Regions from separate parts of the Homo sapiens genome. Here region 2 is linked to region 1. A link is a contact called in ENCODE Hi-C data. All regions are on one chromosome and are shown on one strand. Each heading gives the region's core, a stretch centred on a gene start or an enhancer-like site at or near the end of the contact. The rest is flanking DNA. Distances are from core to core; before and after follow the strand shown. Region 1 holds the start of COPS9 (COP9 signalosome subunit 9). Region 2 overlaps GPC1 (glypican 1).

Region 1 (3,485 bases), core at 176-2,675:
CTGCTCTCATTTTTCTACCCTCTCACCCGTAAATGCTGCCACCCTACAGAGCAAGTCGGAGCCTCTCACTCCCCACTGTAAAGCCCTCCGGTGGCTCCACATCGCCTAGGACTGTGAAGCCTAGGACTGTAAAACAGGACTGAGAAGCCTGGGTTTAATGGAAGTGCTTCGGGAGCGGGGTGCACAGAGCCACCCTCTTTAGCATGGTTCCAGATGGTTTCACGATCTGGGTAGGGAGAGAGTCCCTACCCACTGTCTCCCCTCTCTCTGGCACTGCACGCTCAACCATGTTAAACGACACAACATTCCCTTCCCTTGGTGAGCCAGTCGGCATCCCCCAACCCAGGGCTCTGCTCCTGCCGGGCCTTCATCCCCCACTACCTGGCAAACACCAATGTGTCCCCCAGCATTTGGCCACAGAGTCGACTCCTCAGCTGTACCTTTGCTGAGCCCCCTCAAAGCCCTGAGGGTCCATCCGTCGGTGCGCCTTCGGCTTTCTATGACACCTGGTATTTGCAATCAGCCGCTCTGCCATGCTATTACCTCCACAAGCACAAGGGCTGCCTCTGACCACCTCTGCAGCCCCTAAGCTTTGAGAAAGAGCACATAAGGCCCTGACATGTAGGAGCTGGCCTGCCACTCTGAGCTAGGCTGTGGTGCTCTCCTGCTGACCATAAACCATCTCAGAACGCTCACATCAGACAAGGTCACTCTGTGAACACAATAGAGACCAACAAAACCCCAAGACGACTGTATAATCCTGTATAATTAAAAAGAAGAACGAGGCCACTACGCAAAGCACATAAATGCCAGATGTCTCCTTTTCCGCTCCGACAGGAATGACGGCTGCTCCAGTCTTCCCTCATTCTAGTTAAGATTAAGAGGCCCAATCGGAGAATTATCCTCGCTTCCAAGGCACAGTAAAGCCCACTTTCTTCCCCCAAATCCCCTAACACGAGCTCAAATCCCACACGAGGTTATGGAGACGCACCGCGGGCCCCCATGGGGTGCTGCAGCCATCGAAGAGCAGCAAACGCAACTCCTCTGACCACGGGTGTGTTCCCGGGGGCCGTGGGGGCACCCAGCAGGCACTCAACCCTCAGGCTGCGCCTCCTGGTCCCCCGGGCTAGGGCACACGCTTCCCGCCGCGGTCGGTCGCCGCCTTTCACCAGGTGCTCGGAGAAACCGGGATTTGCTCTCCGCGGGGCAGGGAGCCTGGGAGCCGCGCCCATCGCCCACCCGCCCGGCCTCCCCTCCCCGGGACCCGCGCACCAGGACGCCGCCCTTCCGCTCCCCCTTCCCCGCTCCCCACGCTCGGAGACTCCCGCCGGGCCCGTGCCACCTCGTCCAGGTCCACGTAGGGCCCGGCGCCCTCGGGGAACATCTCGTCCACCGCCGGCTTCATCTCGGGGCCGCGGCGCTCTAGGCTCACTTCCGGCCTCAGAGCCGCTTCCGGCGCGCGCCACATGGCAGATCTAGACGCCGGAGGACCGCGCCTCTGTGGTGCCCGCCCGCTGGGGTGCTCCCGGCCGCCGGCGCGTCCGCGGCCACCGGCGTTTGTCTTTGCGCTGGCGAGGGCGGGCGTCTGCAACGCCTCTGATGGGCGGCCGGGCGGCCACGGGGAGAAAAGGCTGCCAGCAATGGGAGCAGTGCCTGCAGAGCACGCCTCCGACCAGAGGCCGGATCCAGAATAAAGAAGGAGCCTCAGACTCTGCCGCAAAGACGGCCGGGTTCACAGGAGCCCAGGGCTTGACCTTCAGACGTTTGTCTGAAGAAGACACACTCGCGGCCAGTGAGCAGATGAAGAGGTGAAAGCAAACCAGGGCCCCACGGCCGCTGCACCCCTGGGACGCCCAGAGTCAAAAAAACAGCAAAACACGGGTGGAAGGGTGCGCGGCACACGGGGCCCCTCGCACCGCGGCGGGGAGTGAGACGCGGCAGCCGGGGCGGGAGACGGGGGGGGGCAGGTCCCAGAAAATCAAACACGGACACCCACGTGGCCCAGCACTCCCCTTCCGGGCACAAGCCCAGAGGACCAAAAGCCGAGGCTCCAAGGGGCGTCTTTACCCCACGTTCACAGCAGCGTTATTTATAATAAATGAAAAAGGGAAGCGTCCCCCGCTGTCCCTGCCCATCGATGGATACGTGCATAAGCAAATGTGGGCCATGCACACTGTGGAACATTACTCAGCCTTTAAAAGGAAGGGAATGCCGACACCTGCTGCCACGCGCAGGAACATTGAGGACGCTCTGCCGAGGGAAACGGGCCAGTCCTAAGACAAACACCGCATGATTCCACTCAGCCGAGGCCCCTAGAGGAGTCAAAGTCATAGAGACAGAAAGTAGAAGGGGGTTATCAGGGTCTGGGGAAGGGGAAATGGGGAGTTCGTGTTTAGTGGGGACAGATTTTCAGCCTTGACAGATGAAAAGGATCTGTAGAGGCTGCTGGTGATGGCTGCACAGTTCGTGAATGTGCTTAACGTCACTGAAATGTGGTTAAGATGGAAACAATTTGTGAAGTTTTACCGTAATGAAAAAAACAACAAAAAAGAATGTGACAGAAATGCGAGGGAAAGGAGAAGGAAAGGGGTAAGAGGAGGGAGAAGGTTGGAGGAAGAGAGGGAGAGAGGAAGAACAGGGGAGGGAAGGAGAGAGAGCAACAGGTCCTGGAACTAGACTTTGCCAAAGATTCCTTGCTCAGCCAGACTTCGGTGGCCTCCTAACCTCCTCCCAGGCCCATCTGTGCACTGCATTGTCAGGTTCAGTTTTCGCAGAGAGCCCTGCTAAGTTGGTTTAGCCAGAGCCCCCCACCCTGGATATTGGATCGGGTTCCTGGTCCCCCAGCATCCCCAGGATGTCTGATGGCCCAGACCTGTCTTCAGCGAAAGCCCTGCGGGGTCGGCCGAGCCAGCATCCCGTCCCGCACTGTGTTCCTCCCAGTCATTTGCCACCCGCGACCCCACCTGCTCCTCAGCCGCAAACCCCCACTGCCTGTGCTGTTCGGAGCTGAGCCTGGTCTCCCTCCCCCACTGCAAGATCCCGTTGCAGTGGTCCCCACACCCGTCTCCAGGGTTCGGAACAACTTCTGAAAATTTCCAATAATGTTTTCCTTTAACAGGCCTTAGAGGAGTTGGGTTTGGGGGTTAGGCTGTAGAGAAGGGGAGTGGGGGGCGGCATGGATGAGGGTAGTTCCAGGGACAGGAATTGAGCTGAAATGTGAGGGGTGTGTGTGGCCTGAAAAGGGGCCGCCTGGCCTGAGTGGACAGTGTGGGACGCAGGGAGAAGCTGGCAGTGGATATTGGGTGAGCCTCATGCCATGCCAATGTGCATCACCCTGAAGGACCCAAGTGAAAGTCAGTCCGATGGAACAGGGGCTTGGCAGTGACTAAGAAGATTGACCCATTAAGTCAAGGTCTTTACTAGCTAAGGGGTGGAGCTGTGGGTCTCCACGGTCTGCTTGTACACCCTACAGGGATGGGGGGCTC
Region 2 (3,783 bases), core at 1-2,500, 310 kb after region 1:
CTATTCGACTGTGGAGAGACATCGTTTCTACCTTCCGGCTCTGGTGAATAATGCTGTGAGCATGGGTGTATGAGGAGCTGTTCCTTTTCCTGCTTCCAGTTCTTTGGGGCCAAATACTTTCATACTGTACTAAAATAACAATTCATTGTTTATCTGAAATTCAGATGTAACTGGCCCCCGTGCTTTATCTGCACTCGTCCCCTAATTGTGGCTGTGGGGCAGGGCTGGGCAGAAGCTCCAGCCCACACACCTGCCATGCTGGGCAGGCAGGCAGAGGTGCCTGGGCGGCCACCAACTCATCAAAGCCCTAGGGAGACGCCCTCCTGGGACCGCCCAGACCTCTCTGGGCTCAGCAGGGCTTGTCAGCTCCTGCTTCAGCCTTTGCCTGCAGCTCAGGAATTCCCCTGGGATTGGAGTCAGGGCAGGCTGCAGGGTTGGGGAGGCGGGGGATGCTAAGGCTGTTCCTCGTGCTGGGCCCCGTGCTGCTACTCCTAGCCTGTGACCTTGCACAGGTCACTTTAGCTCTCTATGTGTCAGCTATGTCAGCGGGACCTACAGCTGCTGTGAAGATGAAATGACTCGGCTTAACCCCCTGCGAGGCCCATAGTGAGCTCTGCATCTTAGCAGGGAGACAGCTAGACCTCTGGGAACAAGGGAGCCCTCACCATGTGTGACCTCCCATTCAGGGGCGTGCCCCGTCGAGCCCCGTGCTTCCTCTGGGGAGGAGGTGCTGGCTTGGGGGGGTGTGGCTCGTGGGCCATGCTGGCAGTGGGTCGTGTTCGCTCCAGTGCCAACACTGGGCAGATTCCCCCCGACATCATTTAGACGTGTGCCTTTATTCAGTACCAGGGTACCAGGGCCGGCCTGGGTGCCAGGTAGGGAGGCAGGAGCAAGAAAGTGGAGGCTCCCCTGGCAGAGGTTCCCTCTGGAAGGAGCATGGCTTGTTGGGACTGGAGGCCAGAGGCTGGGGAGGCTTCCTGAGGGAGGTGAGGGGAAAGCATGTGAGATGGAGGGAAGTGGCAGGTCACAGCTGGGTGGGGTGACTGGGTGGAGTGACTGGGTGGTGGGGGTGGGCGCAGGGAGAGCCAGGCCTGGGACCACCATGACCACAGAGATGGCTTCTCGGGAAGTGGTTGGGTCGGAGGTGAGCGGCCGAGTTCCTTTGCTCCCTCCCCTTCTGTTCCTTCCCCAGTGTTTATGAGCCATCCCTCTTGGCGGGCTCCCTCCAGAGGCACCCAAGGGTTTGCTCTGGGATCCGGCCCAGCCTCAGCTGTATGTGTGTCTCTGCCTGGTTGGCATTCACGGGGCAGATGGACGGGCCTGCGCGGCGTCTTTGTGGACTGGAATGTGGCTGCTGCGTCCCCTTCTGCGTTTCTAGCGTGCCCCCTGTGGGTGTAGCAGACAGGGAGGGCCAGTCCATCTTCCAGGCCTCCTTGGGTGCCTGTGGCCCCTGCAGTGGGTGTACGGGAAGCTAGATGGGAGAGCTGGGCAGAGCCCCAGGAGGACAACCCCACCCTCCCACAGCCTGCCTGAATTTCCACCCTGCTGGCAGGGTTGGGCATAGAGATGTGAGTGCCCTCTTCAGCTCCACCAAGCCAAGGAGGAGAAAGGCTGAGCCAGGCCTGGGGGCACGGCCTCTGGGGAGCACCTCATCCTGGGTTCGAAGAGTGGGCTCTGCCTTACAGCCAAGACACCGGGTCCTGGGTGTGGCAGGAGGTTCGTGACACAAATTCTGAATCCCCTTTCATCCCCAGTCTGAGGCCACAGCATGAGCCTCAGACAGTGGAGCAGGCTGGCATGGGGGGAGGCCTGCACAGGGCACGCGGCTTCTTGGCCCGAGCTGTGACTAGGCTCCCATCTGATGGACCCCTGCCGTCGTGCCATGCCAGGGCCGGCACCGCCCAGACCTGGCGTCTGCCGGCAGGATGGCCTGCTCAGGGGTTCCCCAAGCAGGATCTGGGCAGCTTAGAGAGCAGTCTTATGAGTTGCCTGGTGAAAGCCCCGTCTTTGGGGGTCTCCGGTGTTGTGGCCTGCCTTGGTGGTCTGTCCAGCAGCTCTCAGTGTGCCCATTGCAGACCGGCCGAGAGGCCGGAGTGCGGCCAGAGGGGAACTGGTGTGAGTGGGTGGTTTTGTCTGGCTGGGTCAGCAGGCCTGGGGAAGGTGGGGAGCTGGGCCGGGACAGTGGGAGCCACGCAGGACCTGGGCTGCAGGGAGGGGAGGGTGTTGGCGGGAGGCTGTCCCTCTGGTGTCCAAGGAGGGGCCAGAGGCGCACAGCATAGACCTCCCAGGCTGGGGGCACCTGGGTGGGAGACTTGGTGGAAGGATGTGGCCTGTTGGGTTTGGTATGTCAGAGGGAAAGCAGGTCAGGATATAGGGGCAGGGGGGTCTGGAGTCAAGGCCCGGGTGCCATTGGACTGGGGGCTGGAGGGGGCAGGTAGAGGATGTGGAATGACCATGGCAGCTTTGCGTGAGGACAGCGGTGGTCAGCTGCCACCTTCAGCACAGAGAGAAACCCGACACCCCGCCCCCATTACCCTCCGGGGAGGGGCCCCGGCTCCCCCGAGCGCCGGCCCTGCTGAGACCCAGGAGCCCCTGCACCAAGGCCTGGGCCCGCTTAGCTGCAGTGGGGAGCCTAGGAGGCCCGGACTGCCCGCGGAGAACAGGAGCAGCACCCGCAGGCGGGAGGGAGGGGCCCGGCCTCGGCGGCGGGCAGGAAGGCGGGCGCAGGGCGGCGGGGACCTGGCCGGAGGGGCCGGGGCGGCCGCCTGCGGTTTCCAGGGAGACGGGGGCGGTGCCGAGCGCGGCGGGGCGGGGGCTGCGGGAGGACGCTCGTCCCCGCGCCGGGAGCCACCGCCCTCGGCCGTGCGCGCCAGTGCGGCTGCGGCGCTGCCCGGGGTGGCTGCGGCCAGAGTCTCCCGCGCGCCCGGCGGACCGCAGCCCGCCCTCGTCCCCCGCTGGCTTTTCGCCTCCTGCGAGCCCTTCCGCCCGGCCCCGCTCCGCCGCCTTTCCCCGGCCCGAGCACCTGCACCCAGAGCCCGCGCGCCGCCCGGAGCCGCTGGAGCCGCCGCTGCGAAGGGGGTCCCGCGTCCGCCGCCGCGCTGGAAGCCAGGCCCGAGGACCTCTCCCGCAGCGCCACCGTACCCGCATCCGCAGGCGCGCCACCCCCATCTCCACCCGCTCCTCGTCCCCACCGCCTCTGTCCCATCCTCCGCTCCGTCCTGCCCCGCTTGGCCGCCGCAGCCCCATCCCCTTTCCGCCCCTCCTGTCGGGAGTCCGTGGCCCGTCCCCAGTCCCACCCCACCCGTCGCCCCAGCTGCACCTACCCCTACCCCTCCCGGGCCGCATCCCGGCGTCCCCGCCCCGCTCCCACCGCCCGCCCCGCTCCCACCGCCCGCCCCGCTCCCACCGCCCGCCCCGCTCCCTCCGCCCGCCCCGCTCCCTCCGCCCGCCCCGCTCCCTCCGCCCGCCCCGCTCCCTCCGCCCGCCCCGCTCCCTCCGCCCGCCCCGCTCCCGCATCGCCTGCCGCCGCCCCGGGGCCCCCCTTCCTCTTCCGCCAGGCCCATCCCCCTCCCCGGGCCGTCGCAGCCCTTCGAGCCCCCTCCCCCACCCCCGTGCCTGCCGCACCCGCTGCGACAAGCCCCTTCCCCGCCAATCGCGGCGCCCCCCTCCCCTCGCCTGCCCGCCGCAGCCCCCTCTCCCCGCCCGCCCCCTTCCCTCCCCGCCGCGCCCACTGCACCAGTGCCCCCTCCTCGCCGGGCCGCCGGCGCTGCTGCGTGTCCAGAC

What was found. Hi-C counts contacts between places; a loop is a spot of excess contacts on that map. Pooled maps may share reads with other maps.
Region 2: a pooled map shows a loop between it and region 1 (2.9-fold over the local background). The contact joins the enhancer-like site here to the promoter of COPS9 in region 1. A Hi-C loop is called at or near these places in 1 of 168 maps with a recorded cell type or tissue (body of pancreas) and 3 of 50 pooled maps.

The regions. Positions count from the first base shown.
Region 1 is chr2:240,134,880-240,138,364 of GRCh38, forward strand. It overlaps COPS9 (COP9 signalosome subunit 9), which reads right to left and starts at 1,426. Exons shown (of 3, transcript NM_001163424.2): 1 at 1,343-1,426. The coding sequence starts at 1,405. RefSeq lists a silencer at 1,238-1,287 and enhancers at 1,728-1,827, 1,838-1,947.
Region 2 is chr2:240,449,946-240,453,728 of GRCh38, forward strand. All of the region lies in intron 1 of GPC1 (glypican 1), which reads left to right. GPC1-AS1 (GPC1 antisense RNA 1) reads right to left here. Exons shown (of 3, transcript NR_161169.1): 2 at 666-977. Among named protein-coding and RNA genes, the nearest start is that of MIR149, 4.2 kb to the right of the region's middle. RefSeq lists a silencer at 2,811-2,860. Within about 2 kb of position 1,251, at least 4 of the 41 ENCODE cell types and tissues checked have a DNase peak (open chromatin) inside an H3K27ac peak, as active enhancers do.